Regions from separate parts of the Homo sapiens genome. Here region 1 is linked to region 2. A link is a loop called in an ENCODE intact Hi-C map of the cell type or tissue named here. Cell type or tissue: Calu3. All regions are shown on one strand. Each heading gives the region's core, and the rest is flanking DNA. Links, peaks and the distances in the headings are about the cores only. Region 1 has its middle 370 kb from the start of LINC02655. Region 2 has its middle 26 kb from the start of DYDC2.

Region 1 (9,802 bases), core at 3,231-7,230, 640 kb after region 2:
GTTGCAATGAACCAAGAATTACAAGAGCAATATTTTATGTGCTATGGAAACATGAAGTAGGTGGCAACTTAACTGTCCCTTTAAGTGCCAGGGAAAGCTAAAAAGAGGTGGTCGTATAGAACCTGAATCTTAAAGGTTCTTTCAGGTGCGAAGAGGTGTTAAAAAATCCTAGCAAAAGGATGGCCTATAGTGATATTGGAGACTGAAATAATTGGATTAGTATAACATTTCACTTGACAAAGCATTTTCAGAAACAGTTTATTTGATATTCACAGCATCATTTCACAGCAGAAAATGTCTTTATTTTATTATTTAAAAATGGGTATTCTAAGTTGCCGTGAGTTATTTTGGGTCATTCAGTTTGAAAATCATGGAGCTCCCCTCGAATCCAGGCCTTTTTACCACAACAAAAGGTGATGTTTTATATATCACAATGCTTTCTTTTATTTTATATAGTTTCCCTAAATGAATTAGAAGTATTGAAAGTTTATAAAGTACTTATGTAAGACTGACAGCATGCTTATGAAAATAGATTCTTTAATTTAGGATCTACTAAGTCCTTCTTTAGATTTTTCCAACAGATAGTTAAGCAGAGAAGATGTCACTACATTTAGGATAATATTGGGAATTTATGTATCTCACATTCATTTTGTATAGTTTGTGTGTGTGTGGGTGAGCGTGTGTGTGATGTGTGTGAGGGGGGCAGAGGGGAGGGAGGGAAGGAGGGAGAGAGAGGAGAGAGAGAGACAGACAGAAACTACTTCCCATAATAACAGTAGTCTTTTGTTCCATTGTATTAAAAAATTCCAATTCTAAAAAATAAATTGCTTAAAGTAATGTGAGTTTAGAATGATTGCGTTTTTAAATTTTCTTTAATTGGAAATATGGAGAAATTTGAATTACTTTTTAACACCCAGGGAAAGCCTTAATTTTATTTTTTGACATCTAGCAAAACCTTTCTAATACGTGGTAAAAACCTGTTAATGATTTGGGATGCATCCTATGACTGAAAGCTAAATAAAAGGGTATATTTGTAGCCCATTAACATGTTTTTTAAGGTTTAAGCTACATGGAAGCACAAAGTTCAGCTTCTGATGTCACCAATTTCATTGTAAATCACATTTAATGTGGTTTTCTAGTTTAAAAATGACATTTTAAAAGCTATTACTTGGTTGTCCGCCTTCAGGACAAGGGTGGCCCTGATGGAGTAATAAATTTTGATGGAACATTGGCTTATTAAAAGTCTTCAAATTATGCTGATAATTATCTGGAGTTTATAGAGATTACTGTGTCATTATGTTTAAATGAGTCTCCAGCATAACCCACTGCAAGCTGGGCCAGAAAGCTGTGGCTGATATTGCCATATAATATGTAGCTGGATTAAGGAAGACACCATGTTCTCCTGGGTTTCTAAAAGCCACCAATTATTGTAGATTGAATTATTGTAGACTGCAGCCCAGATTTTGTTTTTGAATTCCAGCTCCCTGTATCCAATGGTCTACCACTCGAAAGGCCTATATTCACCACCATTTTAGCAGGAGCTAACCGATCCCCTTCCCTTTGATACCAGAAATACAGGCCACTCTGAAAAACAAGTGAAGGATTTAATTAGCCATTCATAAAACAGGGCAATCAAAGGCCATTTATCATACAAAAAGGTGTTCATCTTCACTAGTTAATCAGGGAAATAGAAATTAAAACCATAACAGTATACTATCACATACCTGTCAATCTGACTAAAAAGAATGACAATACCAATTGTTGGTAAGGATATAGAGCTATGTGAACTCTCATACACTTCTGGTAGGAATGTAAATTTTTGCAACCAAAACACTTTGGAAAGGTGTGTACTGTTTACTGCTCTAGTTTAAGATATACATAATTTACAGTTCAATAATTCCACTTCTAAGAGAAGTGCATGTATATATGCAACAGGATACACACATAAGAATGTTCACAGCAGCATTAGTTTAATACAGTTGATCTTTGAACAACATAGGGATTCAGGGCACTGAAGCCCCCCAACACAGCTGAAAATTCACATATAAGTTTTGACTCCCTCAAAACGTAACTATGAATAGCCTACTGTTGATTAAAAGCCTTACCAATAACAAAATAGTTGATTAATGCATATTTGTATGTTATATGTATTATACAGTAGTTTCAAACTAGAGATTACTCAAGTATCCATCAATGGTATAGACTGTATTATGTTCATACAATGGAATCTCATGCAGTGATACAAATGAACCATCTTGCTATACACAACAGGGTGTATGAATCTTGCATATACAGTACTGCATGAAAGAAGCCAGGCATAAAAAAATTTACTAAACTTTTTCATTAATATCAGCTCCAAAATGAGAAAGAGATGAACTGTTAGAATAGAAATAAAGACATTTGTTACATTTAAGAAGGAGAGAGAGGTAGTACAGTGGAGAGGGCACCAAGAAGACACCCAAGGAACTGTCAATATTCGATTTCTTAAAACTTGATGGCAGTTATATAGGTGTTTGTTTCGTGATATCTCATTGAACGGTTGCATACCTAGCATATTTGACAACTAGAATAGATAATCTGACTACCAGAATAGATAATAAGGGAGTTTCCCAATCCTCTTTCTAGGTGATGAAATTATTTTTATTAATAATCACAATAATCAATGAATAATCCATATTTTAGGGATTCATCTTTAGTTTTAAAACAACTAAAGCAGAAGAATAAAATTCAAATAATATTATACTTTACAGTTGGCTCCCTGTTTCACTGTTTTACATTTTAACATACATAAAATCTCCAAGTAGTCATATTTAATAATTCAATTAAATAGAATTCTATTTCTTCATTTTTATAGTCATGGTGTGATTATTGCTGATTTCTAATATCATATCATGTGTTGGAGACTCACTGTTCCCAAAGCATGCAATTGGAAACCATTATTGTATTTGTTTGCTAAGGCTGCCATAGCAAGATACCACAGAGTGGGTGGGTTAAACAATAGAAATTTAATTTCTCACAGTTCTGAGGGCTGAAAGTAAGTCCAGGATCAAGGTGTCAGCAGGGCTGGGTTCTCCTGAGGCTCCTCTCCTTGTCCTGCAGATGGCTGCCTTCTGGCCGAGTCCTCACATAGCATTTCCTCTGTGTGTGCACATCTCTGATGTCTCCCCATGTGTCCTGATCTCCTTGTATCAAGACACCAGTCAGATTGGATTAAGGGCATCTTAGCGACCTTATTTTCAATTACTTTCCTTTTTAAAAGCTTTGTCTTCAAATACAGTCTCATTCTGAGGTGCTGGGGGTTAGGGCTTCAACATGAATTTGGGTAGGGGTGGCACAGAATTCGGCCCATAACAATTATAAATTTAACTCTTGAAAGAATGTTTGTAGCTTGTACCCTTGTGTTGGGACCTAACCATGTAACTGGAAGTTCTCTGGATTAGTGTCCATGTTGAACTCAGAGTTTATTAAAGAATACATAATAATAGTGCTAATTTTACACACACTCACACACATATATACTTAAGACTCAGTAGTAAGCACACTATTGTTTAGAATTTAAATCAACACAGGATATTTTATTCAATGAAGAATATTCTATCACTGACATTGCTCAGAAATTCTGGCCCAGAGTGATGATTAAAAGCAGACCAATTTTAGTTATTTTTTAAATTGTTTTTAAGTTTTCTGCAGAGAACGTGCCCCCTTATTGCCTGAAGTCAGTGCAGATCACTCTAACAGTGATCTTGGTCCACCTCTGTCCATGGAATTTTATATTTATGCTTTATGCACTTTTCTGCATTGGTGTTATATTTCAATATGTTTAAAAAGTGTTGACTTGGAAGCTAGATAGATCAAGGTTCAAATCCTCCATATGTATAAATGATGCTGTCCTTTGCAAGCTGCTAATCTTCTCCATGCTTTGGCTTCTCACTCAGAAAATGAGGATTACACTATACCTCCCAGGAGCATTACGAAGATTTAAATAAAATCAGATACTACATATAAATACTTAGTCAAGTTCCAGGCACAGAATAAAATGCCCACTGATGGAGTTTGAATGCATGTCCCTGCCAAATCTTGTGTTGAATTGTAATCCCCAATGCTGGAGGTGGGATCTGGTGGAAGGTGCTTGGGTCATGGGGGCGGGTCTTTTATGGCTTGGTGCTGTGTTCATGATAATGAGTTCTTGTGAGGTCTGGTCATTTCAAAAGTGTCTGGCACTTCTCCTCCGACTCTCTCTCACTTGCTCCTGCTTTCAACATGTGACGTGCCTATTCCCTCTTTGCCTTTCGCTATGATTGAAACCTCCCTGAGGCTTCACCAGAAGCTGAGTAGATGCCAGCACTATGCTTCCTGTAAAGCCTGCAGAACCATGAGCCAATTAAGACTATTTTCTTTATAAATTACCCAGTCTCAGGTATTTCTTTATATAGCAACACAAGAATGGACGAATATACTCACTATTGAGTGAATCACATAGAGAGTTCTAGTTATTGTCATTTCACTTGTTTGTCTAAATTACTCAATCTCAAGCTTCCTGTGAGGAGATACAATCTTAGATGAATGACTTAATTTGCTAGCTCTTATGTGACAAGCACTGTTAGTGAGAAGATGACCCGTGTTTATAGACTTGTGGAGCAGGCAATCAAGTAGGAAAAACACAGCAATATATCTTACTGTGTTAGTGGAGAAATGTGTAGGAAGCTGTGGGAGAACCAATAAGGGAGCAACTGAGTTGCTGGAGCGATCAGGAAAAGACTAGCTAGAGGAGATTAATTTGAGCTTGATTTTGAAACCTGCGAACAGACAATGGAAAGGCATGACCTGCACAAAGGTTACTAGAGATGCTTCCTATAGGGCAGTGGTTCCCTTGGGGACAATTTTTCTCCACGGAGGATATTTGGCAATGTCTGGAGATCTTTTTGTTTATCAGAACTGTGGAGGTGCTACTGACATCTAGTGGGCAGAGGCAAGAGTTGCTGCTAAACATCTTGCAAGGCACAGGACAGCCCCTAGGCCGAAGAATTATCCTGCCCACAGTGTCAATACAGCTGAAGTTGAGAAAGCCTGCTGTAAGGTTTCCTTTGAAGAAACATAAAAAAAAAAAAAAAAAAGAAAACATAAAATATACTTGGGTAATTTATTATTATATCTTTTATTATTATATTTTAAAATTGATATTTGGCGGGGATGGCAGATGGCTTGCTTTTCAAAGTACACCCCAAAGTTGTAAGAATAGCAACCCCAGTCAGGCCCCAAGGAAGGGCTAGTGTGGGGGACCCTGTCCCAACTCCCCACACATCCGGGCATCACAGTGCAGTTTCCAGAAACAGCAGTGGGTGGCAGAAGACGCTACTGCAGTGAGGCAGAACTGCCCATTAGAAACAAGGAACACATTGGGCCTCTAGTATCTTCAGGTGAATGCAGGAAAAAATGGACTTTGAGAATCAGAAGAAGAAAAAAAATTCCTTAAATGATAAAAAAAAAAAAGCATCGGAAAACATAGAAGAGTAAAAAAGAAAAGATATAAGAAGGTTACAAGGAAATTTAAGCCACAAAATCAATGCTACTATTTTCTGTGTTCTAGTTAAATGATTTCAATTTACATTTTATTTGAGTATCTTTCTGTATTTCCTTAGGATTAATTCTATGAATTTCTTGCTAAAAACAATTCATTCACTTCTTTGGTGTCCTTTTATGCTCAATAATAAAAGCAGTTTGAGTTATGGATTTTCCTCTGTGTACAGTTTTCTCAAAATTATATTTTGTAGCTTGATTTACATTTTGAACAAGAGTGATTTTGAAGAAAATTTTAACATTTCTATGCAGTTTTGTTTAGGTGAGAGGTGGTTTGTTTTTAATTTCTAGTTTAATTGCAAATAAATGATTAATATTTGGAATTTATTGAAGTTTTTTTTGCAGCACAGTTGATTATACAATGTCCTAGGGACCTGTCAAAAGAAAATGCCCTACAGGTTTACAGAACAAGATGAGACCATCCATTTCCCCCCCACAAGGATACCAATTTAACAACTATCTTCACAGTAAAAACACCTTCATAAGAACTAGAAATCAGGTGAGCTCTCATAGTACCTGGTTTTAACTCCATATTGCTGAAAGAGGCACTACAGAGAGAGAAGACAGTCTTGAATTGCCAACGCCACCCCTCCTACACCCCTTCAGCAGTGCGGAGAGCATCTCTGGGCACTGGGGGAGGGAGAACACAACAATTGTGAGGCATTGAACTCAGTGCTGTCCTGTTAGAGCAGAAAGAAAAACCAGACCCAACTCAGGTGATACTCTCCCACAGAGGCAATATTTAAACCGGCCCTAGCCAGAGGGGAATCGCCAATCCCAGAGGGCAGAACTTGAGTTCCTGAAACCTCACCACCGAGGGCTAAAGTTCTCTGTGCTCTAAATAAACGTAAAAGGCAGTCTAGGCCATAAGGACTGCAAATCATGGGTGAGTCCTAGTGCTCAACTGGGCCCAGAGACAGTAGACTGGGAGGGCACGTGACATATTGAGACACCAGTTGGGGCAGCTCAGGCATCATCCCTCCTCTAAGCCCAGGTTGCATGGCTCCAAAAGAAACCCTTTCCTTCTGCTAGAGGAGAAGAGAAGGAAGAGTAGGGAGGACTTTGTCTTGCATCTTGGATACCAGCTCAGCCACAGCAGGATAGTGCACCAGTCAGTGTTTTGAGGTCCCCTTTCCGGGCCCTAGCTCCCAGATGACATTTCTAGACACACCCTGGGCCAGAAAGGAACCCGCTGCCTTGAAGTGAGGGACCCAGACCTGGAAACATTCATCACCTGCTAACTGAAGAGCCCTTGGTTCCTCAATAACCAGCAGCAATACCCAGGTACTACATCTAGGGCCTTGCTCAAGCCTCGAACTGGCTGGCTTCAGGTGAGACTCAGCATGTTACCAGCTTTGGTGGCTATGGGGCAAAACTCCTTCTGCTTGAGAAAAGCAGAGAGGAAAAATAAAGGGGACTTTGTCTTGCACCTGAGGTACCAGTACGGCCACAGGGGAGTATAGCCCCACGTGGGTTCTTGGGGTCTCTGATTCCAGGACTTGACTCTGGGATGACATCTCGGGACCTTCTCTGGGCCAGAAAATAACCCACTGCCTTGAAGAGTGAGTCTCAGGCTAGGCAGCATTCACCACAAGCTGACTTAAGAGCCCTTGGGCCTTAAGGGAACATTGGTGGTAGTCTGGCAGTACTTCTTGTGGCCTGTGGTGACAGTGGCTCTGGAGTGAGGCTTCTTTGCCTTTGAAAAGGGGAAGGAAGAGTGGGAAGGACTGCGTATTGTGGTGTAAGTGCCAGCTTAGCGGCAGTAAAATAGAACACAAGGTAGACTTGTAAGGTTTTTGACCATAGTCCCTGATTCTCAGATGGCACCTCTGGACCCACCTGGGGCCTAGGAGAACTCTCCACCCTGAAGGAAGGACACAGGCTGGGTGGCTTTGCTGCCTGCTGACTGCAGAGCCCCAAGGCCTTGAGCAAACATAGGCAATAGCCAGGGAGTGATTACAGTTACAGCAGGCCTTGGGAAAAACCCAGTGCTGTGCCAGCTTTAGGTCTGACCCAGTGTAGTCATAGTGATGGTGGCCACAGAGGTTCTTTTGTCACTCTACCCCCAGCTTTAGGTGGCTCAGTATAGAGGGAGAGAGAGACTCCATTTGTCTGGGAGAGAGTAAGGAAAGAGAACAAGAGTCTCTGCCTGGTAATCCAGAGAATTCTCCCAGATCTTGTCCAAAACCATCAAGAGGGTACCTCTGTGAGTCTGCAAAAGCCATAGCATTGCTGGGCTTGGGGTACCCCCTAAAGCAGATACAGCTTAGACACTCAAGTTTTTACAACACTCAAGTCTTTTCAAATATCCAGAAAGCCCAAGAAGGACAGATACAAAAATAAGCCCAGACAGTGAAGACTAAAATAAATACCTAACTCTTCAATATCCAGACACTGAAGAACGTCTACTAGCATCAACAGCGTTTAGGAAAACATGACCTTACCAAATGAACTAAATAAGCCACCAGGCATCAATCCTGGAGAAACAGAGATATATGACCTCTTAGACAGAGATTTCAAAATAGCTTTATTGAAGAAACTCTAAGTAAATCAAGATAACGCAGGGAAGGAATTCAGAACTCTATAAGATAAATTTAACAAAAAGATTGAAATAATTAAGAATCAAGAAGAAATTCTAGATTTGAAAAATGCAATTTACATACTGAAGAATGCATCGGAGTTCTTTAATAGCATGATTGATCAAGCAGAAGAAAGAATTAGTGAGCTTGAAGACAGGCTATTTGAAAATACACAGAGGAGACAAAGGAAAAAGAATGAAAAACAATAAAGCACATCTACAGGATCTGGAAAATAGCCTCAAAAGGGCCAATCTAAGAGTTATTGGCCTTAAAATGAGGTAGAGAAGGAGCTAGGAGTTGAAATTTTATTTAAAGGGATAATAACAGAGCATTTCCCAAACCTAGAGAAAGATATCAATATACAAGCACAAGAAGATTATAGAAGACCAAGCAGATTTAACCCAAAGAAGACTACTTCAAGACATGTAAAAATCAAACTCCCAAATATCAAGAATAACCAAAGGATACTAAAATTAGCAAGAGAAAAGAAACAAATATTATAAAATGGAGCTCCTATACATCTGGCTTCAGACTTTTCAGTGGAAACCTTACAGGCCAAAAGAGAGTGGCATGACATATTTAAAGTGCTGAATGAAAAGATGTTTTATCCTAGAGCAGTATATCCAGTAAAAATACTCTTCAAACAGGCCAGGCACAGTGGCTCACGCCTGTAATCCCAGCACTTTGGGAGGCTGAGATGGGCAGATCACAAGGTCAGGAGATCAAGGCCATCCCGGCTAACACAGTGAAACCCTGTCTCTACTAAAAATACAAAAAATTAGCCGGGCGTGGTGGCGGGTGCCTGTAGTCCCAGCTACTCGGGAGGCTGAGGCAGGAGAATGGCGTGAACCCGGGAGGCGGAGCTTGCAGTGAGCTGAGATCGCGCCGCTGCACTCCAGCCTGGGCGACAGAGCAAGACTCCATCTCAAAAAACAAAACAAAACAAAACAAAACAAAACAAAACAAAAACTCTTCAAACATGAAGGAAAAATAAACACTTTCCCAGACACACAAAGGCTGAAGGATTTTGAACAAAACCAGACCTGTCCTATAAGAAATGCTAAAGGAAGTACTTCAATCAGAAAGAAAAGGACATTAATGAGCAATAAGTAATTACCTGAAGGTGGAAAACTACTGAATAGTAAGCACACAGAATATTTAGCCATCTCACCTCAGTTAAAATGGTTTATATTCAAAAGACAGGCAATAACAAATGCTGGAGAGCATGTGGAGAAAAGGAAACTCTTGTACACTGTTGGTGGGAATGTAAATTAGTACAACCATCTTGGAGAACAGTTTGGAGGTTCCTCAAATAGCTAAAAATAGAGCTACCATATGATCCAGGAATCCCACTGCTGGCTATACACCCTAAAGAAAGGAAATCAGTATATTGAAGAGATATTTGCACTCCCATATTTGTTGTAGCATTATTCATAATAGCCAAGATTTGGAAGCAAACTAAAGTGTCCATCAACAGACACAGGGATAAAGAAAATGTGGTACACACAAAACAGATATATAGACCAATGGAACAGAACAGAGGCCTCAGAAATAACACCACACATCTACAACCATCTGATCTTTGACAAACCTGACAAAAACAAGAAATGGGGAAAGGATTCTCTATATAATAAATGGTGCTGGGA
Region 2 (9,802 bases), core at 3,402-7,401:
GGAGCTACTTTTCAACATATTGTCATTCAAAACTATAACAAAGTATCAGGTCTAAATATGCATCAAACTTTAGAAACTCCAGACAAAAAAGCAGTTGGCAACAAAGCTATCTAAAGAATAAATGAGAGGGTATAGCCCCTTCGCTCAATGAAGAATGGAGACAAAACAAGAATAAAAAACTGATGGACCAGGTGCAGTGGCTCACGCCTGTAATCCCAGCACTTTGGGAGGCTGAGGCGGGAGTTTGAAATCAGCCTGGCCAACATGGTGAAGCCCTGTCTCTACAAAAAATCCAAAAATTAACTGGGCATGGTGGCGCACGCCTGTAGTCCCAGCTACTCAGGAGGCTGAAGCAGGAGAGTTGCTTGAATCCCGGAGGTGGGGGTTGCAGTGAGCCAAGATCATGCCACTGCACTGCAGCCTAGGCAACAGAGCGAGACTCTGTCTCAAAAAAAATAAAAAGTAAAAAATCGAAACTTTTATTAGACTCAGCATCTACATGACTAGAAAGCAAGCTTCTCTTTTTAAAGGTATCTTTTCCTCCTGCCTAAATAGTATCCTTTAAGTACCTAAGGGAGAAGGAAAACATTGACATACCAGGAGGTTGCTGGGACCAACCTCGACCATCCGCCCTCACCGCTAGGGAGCAGTATCAGAGAGATGAGGGACAGATATGCAGGGGAGGAGCTCCAAGTTCGGTGAACTTTACTAAGCCCTGCCTGCTGACATTGCCTCTAAGGGTTTCCTTTTATATTACTGGCAGAATGAACTTCAGAATCTTGTGGTTTTCTACCCCAGCTTCCAATCTGCTTAGCATCTGACCTTTTCTTAAAACAAAGATCTAAACATTTCCTAAAACAACCTCCCAGAACAAAAGCAAGAACGCACAAACATGGACTGACAATTTTGAGGGCTGATTACAAAAAGAGTGCTTTGATTTGGTACAGTCATACCTCGGAGATACTGCAAGTTCACTGCAATGAAGCAAATAAGGCAATAAAGCCAGTCACGCACAGTTTTTGGTTTCCCAGTGCATGTAAAAATTATGTTTATGCTATATTGTAGTCTATTAAGCGTGCAATAGCATTATGTCTTCAAAAAAATATGCATATGTAATTTTAAAATACTTTTTTTGCTAAAAAATGCTAACAATCATGTGAATCTTCTCCGAATTGTAAATCTTTTTGCTGGTGGTGGGTCTTGCCTTAACATTGATGGTTGCTGACTGATCAGGGTGGTAGTTGCTGAAGGCTGGGGTGGCTATGGCAATTTCTTAAGAGAACAGTGAAGTTTGCCACATTTCATCCACAGTAGAACTTCTTTCAAAATTGGAGTCAATCCTTTCGAACACTGCCACTGCTTTATCAACTAAGTTTGTGGAATAGTGAAAATCTTTGTTGTCATTTCAACAGTGATCACAATGTTCATGAATCATAAATGTTCTGGATGGCATGTAGAATGGCGAAAACTTTCCAGAGGTTTTTAATTTACTTTGCTTGGATCTATAAGAGGAATCACTATCCATGGAAGCTATAGCCTTACAAAATGTATTTCTTAAATAATAAGACTTGAAAGTCAAAATTACTCCTTGATCCATGGGCTACAGAATGGATGTTGTGTTAGCAGGCGTAGAAACAACATTTACCTCCTTATACATTTTCACCAGCGCTCTCAGGTGATGAGAGGCATTGTCAGTGAGCAGTAATATTTTGAAATAAATCTTTTTGGCTGGGTACAGTGGCTCACACCTGTAATACCAGCACTTTGAGAGACTGAAGTGGGTGGATCACCTGAGGTCAGGAGTTCGAGACCAGCCTGACCAGGAGTTCGAGACCATGGTGAAACCCTGTCTCTAGTAAAAATACAAAAATATTAGCTGGGCATGGTGGCACATGCCTATAATCCCAGCTACTCAGGAGACTGAGTAAGGAGAATCATTTGAACCCGGGAGGCGGAGGTTGTAGTGAGCCAGGATGGTGCCATTGCACTCCAGCCTGGGCAACAAGAGTGAAACTCAGTCTCAAAAAAAGAAAAAAAAGAAAGAAATCTTTTCATCTGAGCGGTATGTCTCAAAAGTGGGCTTAAAACATTCAGCAAACCATGCTATAAACAGATGTGCTATCCAGGCTTTGTTGTTCCACTGATAAACACAGGCAGAGTAGATCTAGCATCATTCTTAAGGCCCCTAGGATTTTCAGAATGATAAATGAGTGTTGGCTTCAACTTAACATCACCAGATGCATTAGACTCTAACAAGAGAGTCAGCCTGTCCTTTGAAGCTTTGAAGCCAGGCATTGACTTCTCCTCCGTAGCCATGAAAGTCTTGGACGGCATCTTCTTCTTATAGAAGGCTATTTCATCTACATTGAAAATCTGTTGTTTAGTGTAGCCACCATCATCAATTATCCCAGGATAATTATTTTCAATTATTTTCTGGATAGCTTGCTGCAGCTTCTATATCAGCACTTGCTGCTTCACTCTGCACTTTTATGTTATGGAGATGGCCTCTTTCCATAAACCAGCCTCTGCTAGCTTCAAACTTTTCTTCTGCAGCTTATTCATCTCTCTCAGCCTTTACAGAATTGAAGAGAGGTAGAGCCTTGCTCTGGACTAGGCTTTGGCTTAAGGGAATATTGTGGTTGGTTTGATCTTCCATCCAGACCACTAAAGCTTTCTCCATATTCGCTTTCTTATCATTTGTGTGTTTACTGGAGCAGCACTTTTACTTTCCTTCCATAAACTTTCCTTTGCATTCACAACTTGGCTGTTTGGCACAAGAGGCGTAGCTTTCGGCCTGTCTTGGCTTTCGACATGCCTTCCTCACTAAGCCTAACCATTACTACTTTTTTTTTTTTTTTTTTGAGACAGGGTCTCGCTCTGTGGCCCAGGCTAGAGTGCAGTGGGGTGATCTCAGCTCACTGCAACCTCCACCTCCCAGGTTCAAGCAAGCAATTCTTGTGCCTCAGCCTCCTGAGTAGCTGGGACTACAGGCACCACCACGTCCAGCTAATTTTTATATGTTTAGTAGCCACAGGGTTTCACCATGTTGGTCAGGCTAGTCTCGAACTCCTGGCCTCAAGTGATCTGCCTGCCTTGGCCTCCCAAAGTGCTGGGATTACAAGCGTGAGTCACCATGCCCAGCCCATAACTAGCTCTTGACTTAAAGTGAGAAACACGTGACTCTTCTTTTCACTTGAACATTTAGAGGCCATTGTACAGTTATTAATTGGCCTAATTTCAATATTGTTGTGTCTTGGGGAATAGGAAGGCATGAGGAGAGGGAGAGAGATGAAGGAATGGTGTGTTGGTGGAGCAGTCAGAACATACACAGTATTTGTTGATTGAGTTCACCGTCACACACACAGTATTTATTGGTTGAGTTCACCATCTTATATGGGTGTAATTGTAGATAATTACAAAGTAACATCAGAGATCACTGATTGTAGATTCCTATAACAGATATAATAATAATGAACGAGTCTGAAATATTGTGGGAATTATCAAAATATAACACAGAGACACAAAGTGGGCACATGCTGTTGGAAAAAAATGGCACCCATAGATTTGCACAACACAGGGTTGCCACAGACCTTAATATTTATTTATTTATTTATTTATTTATTTATTTATTTATTTATTTTATTGAGGTGGAGTCTCACTCTGTCGCCCAGGCTGGAATGCAGTGGTGCTATCTCAGCTCACTGCAACCTCTGCCTGCCAAGTTCAAGTGATTCTGTTGCCTCAGCCTCCCTAGTAGCTGGGATTACAGGCATGCGCTACCACACCCTGCTAATTTTTTTTTTTTTTTGAGACAGAGTCTTGCTGTGTTGCCCAGGCTGGAGTACAGTGGCATGATCTCGGCTCACTGCAACCTCCACCTCTGGGTTCAAGCAATTCTCGTGCCTCAGCCTCCCGAGTAGCTGGGATTACAGGCATGCACCATCACGCCTGGCTAATTTTTTGTATTTTTAGTAGAGACAAGGTTTCACCATGTTGGCCAGGCTGGTCTTGAACTCCTGAGCTCAGACAATCCGCCTGCCTCAGCCTCCCAAATTGCTAGGATTACGGGCATGAGCCACTGTGCCCGGCCAGACCTTTAATATTTAAACAAAATGCAGTATCTGCAAAACAGAGCAAAGCAAAACACAATACAATGAGGTATGTCTGCGCTTAATTTCTTACACAAATCAGATAGGTAGGTAGATAGAACAAACGACATTACTGGGATTCATCATGGAAATGTTCCACTATGGCCATTATGTATCCATTAAAAGCAATAATGTAGAAAGATACAAATTTATAATATCAGGGTGTGTGTTTGTGTGTACTGGTGTGTCTATCCACAGAGAACTATCTGGAAAGATGGTCATTTGAGGACAGGATTACTATTGAATTTGTATTTTGTCATGCTTTTCTGTATCATAAAATTTTTTATAAAGATCATGAATCCCATATAAAATAAAAATATGTTTTTTCATTTGGGAAAAATTAATTTTTTAAGCAAAACTTATCAATATGAATCTGGACAGCTCAACTTCTTCATTTTCAAAAGTAGGAAATGTATATTTGTCACTCTGGCTTTCATCGTGACTGTTAACATGGTGTGCTAGAGTCCCATCTAATAGTTTTTGTGTTTCAACAGGATTCTTCCTTGCCAGCCTCCAGGATGGAAGAGTAATGGAGGGAACTCTCTGGTTATTTTCTCTACCTGTCCTCACTCTAGGAGGAAAATTGACCTCTCTGGTTGTTGAGATTGTTAGGTGACTGCAAATCTTGGGGTTGCATTCATATGCTGGGCAGAGTAAATGTATTAAAAGTAACACTTTTGTGTTTCTTTTTTTTTTTCTCTCCTTGGTCTCTTAAACCTGCTGGTATTTGTGAGGCTCACATTTGCAGCTTCTGTATCTACAATTTGATGGGAAAGTCAGTCTCCTGGAGGGAAATGAGAGACACTACCACATTCTTCGGTTTATCTGATTATCTAACTGAATATAATTCTAAATAAACTATTACTCTACTCAAATGCAGGAAGGAGAACCTATTGAAACTGTTCTCTTGTCATAAAATTGCCCTCGGGTTCATTATTGTAATTACCATTACCATTGCTCATGGCTATATTATGATCACGAATATAACAGTCATTAGCTAAATGCTTCTGACTTTCCTTCCAGGCATAGACCTTCATCACGCATCTCAAACTCAGGAAGTCAGTCTCTGGTTCTCCCACCCATGAACATCCATCTCCAACTTCCACTACTCCCTGTGACACTTAAATGAGATAATTCACATAGAGCACATAGAATTAGCATGCCTGGACCACAGGGACTCCCGATGGCATCAGCATTGGCTGCTGCTGCTGTCATGATTGTTGTTGCTGTGCTAGACCTGTGTAATTTTAAAGTTGTAGTTGTCGCTGCTAAGGGACAATTTCCTGCCACCTCTACTGTTTTTTTCTCTGCATTAACAAAAGCCCCAGCTGGTTTTCCTCCCACAGCCATGTGGTGGCACCAGCACTTCACAAATTTTCATCTGAAATAGGTAGTTTTTTTTGTTTGTTTTTGTTTTTTTGTTTTGGGGCAGATTCTCACTCTGTTGCCCAGGCTGGAGTGCAATGGCGTGATCTCGGCTCACTGGAACCTCCACCCCCTGGATTCAAGTGATTCTCCTGCCTCAGCCTCCTGAGTAGCTGAGATTACAGGCACCCGCCACCACGCCCGGCAAATTTTTGTATTTTTAGTAGAGAAGGGGTTTCACCTTGTTAGTCAGGCTGATCTCGAACTCCTGACCTCAGGTGATCCACTCACCTCGGCCTCCCAAAGTGCTGAGATTACAGGTGTGAGCCACTACACCTGGCCTTTTGCTTGTTTTTTAAATTGACAAATAAAAACTATACGTATATGTATATATATATATATAATGTACAATATGTTTAACATGTGCATTACCTAACATACTTATCATTTTTTGTGGCATGCACACTAAAAATGTTAACCATTTTCAAGTGTACAATACATTGTTTTTAACTTTAGTCACCACGTTGTACAACAAATCTCTGAATTTATTCTCCAATCTAACTGAAATTTTATATCCATTGACCAACATCTTCCCAACCTCCACTCCCATCCCAGCCCCTGGTAACTACCATTTGAAATGGATGGTTATTAATTGCAGCAGGACTTTCAGCAGGGATCCTGAGGTCAGGTCCATGTTTCTGCTTATACAAAGAGTCAGCCTAGACAATCAGATCTTCCATAACCTGTAGAAATGTTTCCTTTTTGTGTTTCTTTTTATGGGGATTTACTTAGTACTTAATCTTGTGTAAATCACCCCTGCTTTGGCCTCCATATTTCTCAATAATTATGCTAAGATAGTCTAAGTAAACCAAGGGGCAACTTGAAAATAATAATGGTTATGTATTGAGCACTTACCAGACACAGCCATCCCTCTGGAGCTTACAGAGTAGCTGGAAAGAGAGATAATAAGCAATAGAACAAATAAATTTGAAGTACTATATGAAAATAAGTCCAGAGTGTGGTAAGTACTATGAAGAAAATAAAGGGCCACAGGGAGAAGCCACATTGTTTCACGGTTAGGTCTATATTCATTTTGAGTTAATTTTTGTGAAAGGTGCAAGGTGTGTATTTAGGTTCATTTTTTACATCTGTGCATCCAATTGTTTACCACTATTTGTTGAAAAGATCAGGCCGGGCGTGGTGGCTCACGCCTGTAATCCCAGCACTTTGGGAGGCTGAGGCGGGCGGATCAGGAGGTCAGGAGATCGAGACCATCCTGGCTAACACGGTGAAACCCCATCTCTACTAAAAATACAAAAAATTAGCCGGGCGTGGTGGCAGGCGCCTGTAGTCCCAGCTACTCAGGAGGCTGAGGCAGGAGAATGGCGTCAACCTGGGAGGCGGAGTTTGCAGTGAGCCGAGATCGTGCCACCGCACTCCAGCCTGGGTGACAGAGCAAGACTCCATCTCAAAAAAAAAAAAAAAAAGAAAGAAAGAAAAGAAAAGATCATCCTTTCTGCAGTGAATGGCCTTTGTGCATTTGTCAAGGATCAGTCGACCATATTTTTGTGACCTATATATCTATTTAACCAATACCACACTGTCTTGATTACTATAGCTTCATGTAATCCTTGAAATTGGTGGTATTATGGGAGGCTGAGGCAGGAGAATGGCGTGAACCTGGGAGGCGGAGCTTGCAGTGAGCTGAGATCACGCCACTGCACTCCAGCCTGGGCTACAGAGCAAGACTCTGCCTCAAAACAAAAAAAAAAAAAAGAAAAAAGAAAAAAAAAAGAAATTGGTGGTATTACTACTTCAACTTTTTTCTTCTTCAGTGTTGTGTTGGTTATTTGAAGTCTTTTCCTTTCATATAAACTTTAGAATCTATTTGTTGATATCTACAAAATAGCTTTCTGGGATTCTGATTGGGATTGCATTGAATCTATAGTTCAAGTTGGGAATAATTAATATTTTAATAATATTGAGTCTTTCTTTGTTCCCTTTTTTTTTTTTTTTTTGATACAAGGCCCAGGCTGGAGTGCAGTAGTACGATCATAGTTGACTGAAGCCTCAAACTCTCGGCTTCAAGTGATCCTCCCACCTCAGCCTCCTGAGTAGTTGGAACTACGACTGGCTAATTTTTCAATTTTTTAGAGATGGAGTCTCACATTGTTTCACAGCCTGGTCTCCAATTCCTGGCTTCAAGCAATCCTCCCACTTTGGCCTCCCAAAAGTTTGGGATTACAGGCATGAGCCATTGCACCAGGCCTTCTTTCTTTTTTCAGAGACAGGGTCTTGTTCTGTTGCCCTAGCTGGAGTGCAGCGGTATGATCATAGCTCACTGCAGCCTCAAACTCCTGGGCTCAACAGATTCTCCTGCCTCAGCCTCCCGAGTAGTTGGGACTCCAGGCATGAGCCACCACACCCAGCTAATTTTTCAATTTCTTAGATACGGAGTCTCACTATGTTACCCAGGCTGGTCTCGAACTCCTGGCCTCAAGTAATCCTCCCACTTCAGACTCCTGAGTAGCTGGGATTACAGCCAAAAGCCACAGTGCCTGGCTTGTTACTGTTTTAATCCATGAGACGGAAATAGGTCTCCATTTATTTAAACCATCTTTGACTTAGTTCATCAGTATTTTGTACTTTTGCACATGTAGATCCTATACATATTTTGTTAGATTTTTATACTTAAGTATTTTTGGTGCAATTATAAATGGAATTTTTTATTTCAAATTCCATTTGTACATGGCTGGTATATAAAAAAGCAATCTTTTGTATATTCACCTTGCTGTACTCACTTATTAGTTTCAAGAGTTTTTTTGTTTTTGTGTTTGGTAGATTCTTCAAGATTTTTTTCATAGACAATCATGTCATCTGCAAATAAAGACAGTTTGTCTCTCCAATTTAAATATGTATTCATTTTATTTTCTTTTTCTTTCTTATTGCAGTAGCTAGGACTTTCAGTATAATGTCGAATAGGAGTGATGAGAAGGATATCCTTGCCTTGATCCAGATACTATAGAGAAAGCATTCATTCTATTTGCTACTTTTTTGTGGAGGACTTTTGTGTCTATGTTCATAAAAGATATTGGGCTATAGTTGGCTATATTGGCTATAGTTTTCCTTTCTTGTAAAGTCTTTATTTAGTCTTTATTTAGTTTGGCTAGTAAGATAATGCTGGCATGACTTTCTCAAGTATTTCTCCATACTCCCCTGGCTGCAACACTTCTAGCTTATTTTCCTGAAGTCTTGATTCCTGTTGACTATGTTTTTCCCCCTTAAGTGAGACAGAAAGGTTAGAGGAAACTAATGTTTCTTCTAACGTTATGGAATGTTAGAATGTTCTTTTCCCAACTGAGTGGAATGAATGTTCTTTTCCCAACTGAGATCAGCCTCTGCCAGAGTCTTTTCCTCTGAAGATTAGATCTCTGTTATGTAAAATATTCTGGGCATATTTCACGGGCATTACTCTTCTTCTCCACTTCAAGAACCACTAAACCATAAGGGGAACTTCCTCAAGTCTTCACCAGCGGTACCTTGTGTGTTTCTTGAAAATAAAGTCCATGAAAGTGTGGGGGCCAGCCGGGCGCGGTGGCTCATGCCTGTAATCCCAGCACTTTGGGAGGCCGAGGCGGGGCGATCACGAGGTCAGGAGATCGAGACCATCCTGGCTAACATGGTGAAACTCCGTCTCTACTAAAAATACAAAGAATTAGCTGGGTCTGGTGGCAGGCGCCTGTAGTCCCAGCTACTCAGGAGGCTGAGGCAGGAGAATGGCGTGAACCCGGGAGGCGGAGCTTGCAGTGAGCCGAGATCGCGCCACTGCACTCCAGCCTGGGTGACAGAGCAAGACTCCGTCTCAGAGGAAAAAAAAAAAGTGTGGGGGCCACCACTAAGACTGCAGCTGTAGATGTTTGTCCTTCTCACACTAATCCACACACTACCTGCAGTAATTCATCAGAATTACTACAGATGCTTCTGGACTCATGATGCCGTTATGTCCCAATAAACCCATCATCAGTTGAAAATATCGTAAGTTGAAGATGTATTTTATACATCTAATCTACCAAACATCACAACTTAGCCTACACTACTTTAAGTATGTTCAGAACACTTACATTAGCCCAGCACTGCAAGAGAGCATTGTGCCACATATCACTGGCCCTAGAAAAGATCAAAATTCAAAGTATGGTTTCTACTGAATGTGTGTCATTTTCACACCATTATAAAATCAAAAAATTGTAAGTTGAACCATTGTAAGTTCGGACCATCCGTTCTGAGGCATC

The links. A loop is a pair of places that touch in the nucleus more often than their neighbours do. Peaks named below come from ENCODE experiments on the same cell type or tissue, not always from the same donor. Only the 100,000 strongest peaks of a DNase experiment are listed, where the experiment ranks them.
Region 1: a loop joins it to region 2, with 3 times the contacts of the local background. A loop is called at or near these places in 11 of 110 quality-filtered maps.

Annotation. Positions count from the first base shown.
Region 1 is chr10:81,014,367-81,024,168 of GRCh38, forward strand. No RefSeq gene overlaps it. Among named protein-coding and RNA genes, the nearest start is that of LINC02655, 370 kb to the left of the region's middle. In Calu3, for the core only: a CTCF peak has its summit at 4,971 (motif pointing left); a DNase peak (open chromatin) is centred at 4,965.
Region 2 is chr10:80,377,728-80,387,529 of GRCh38, forward strand. No RefSeq gene overlaps it. Among named protein-coding and RNA genes, the nearest start is that of DYDC2, 26 kb to the left of the region's middle. In Calu3, for the core only: CTCF peaks have their summits at 5,506 and 5,712; a DNase peak (open chromatin) is centred at 5,494.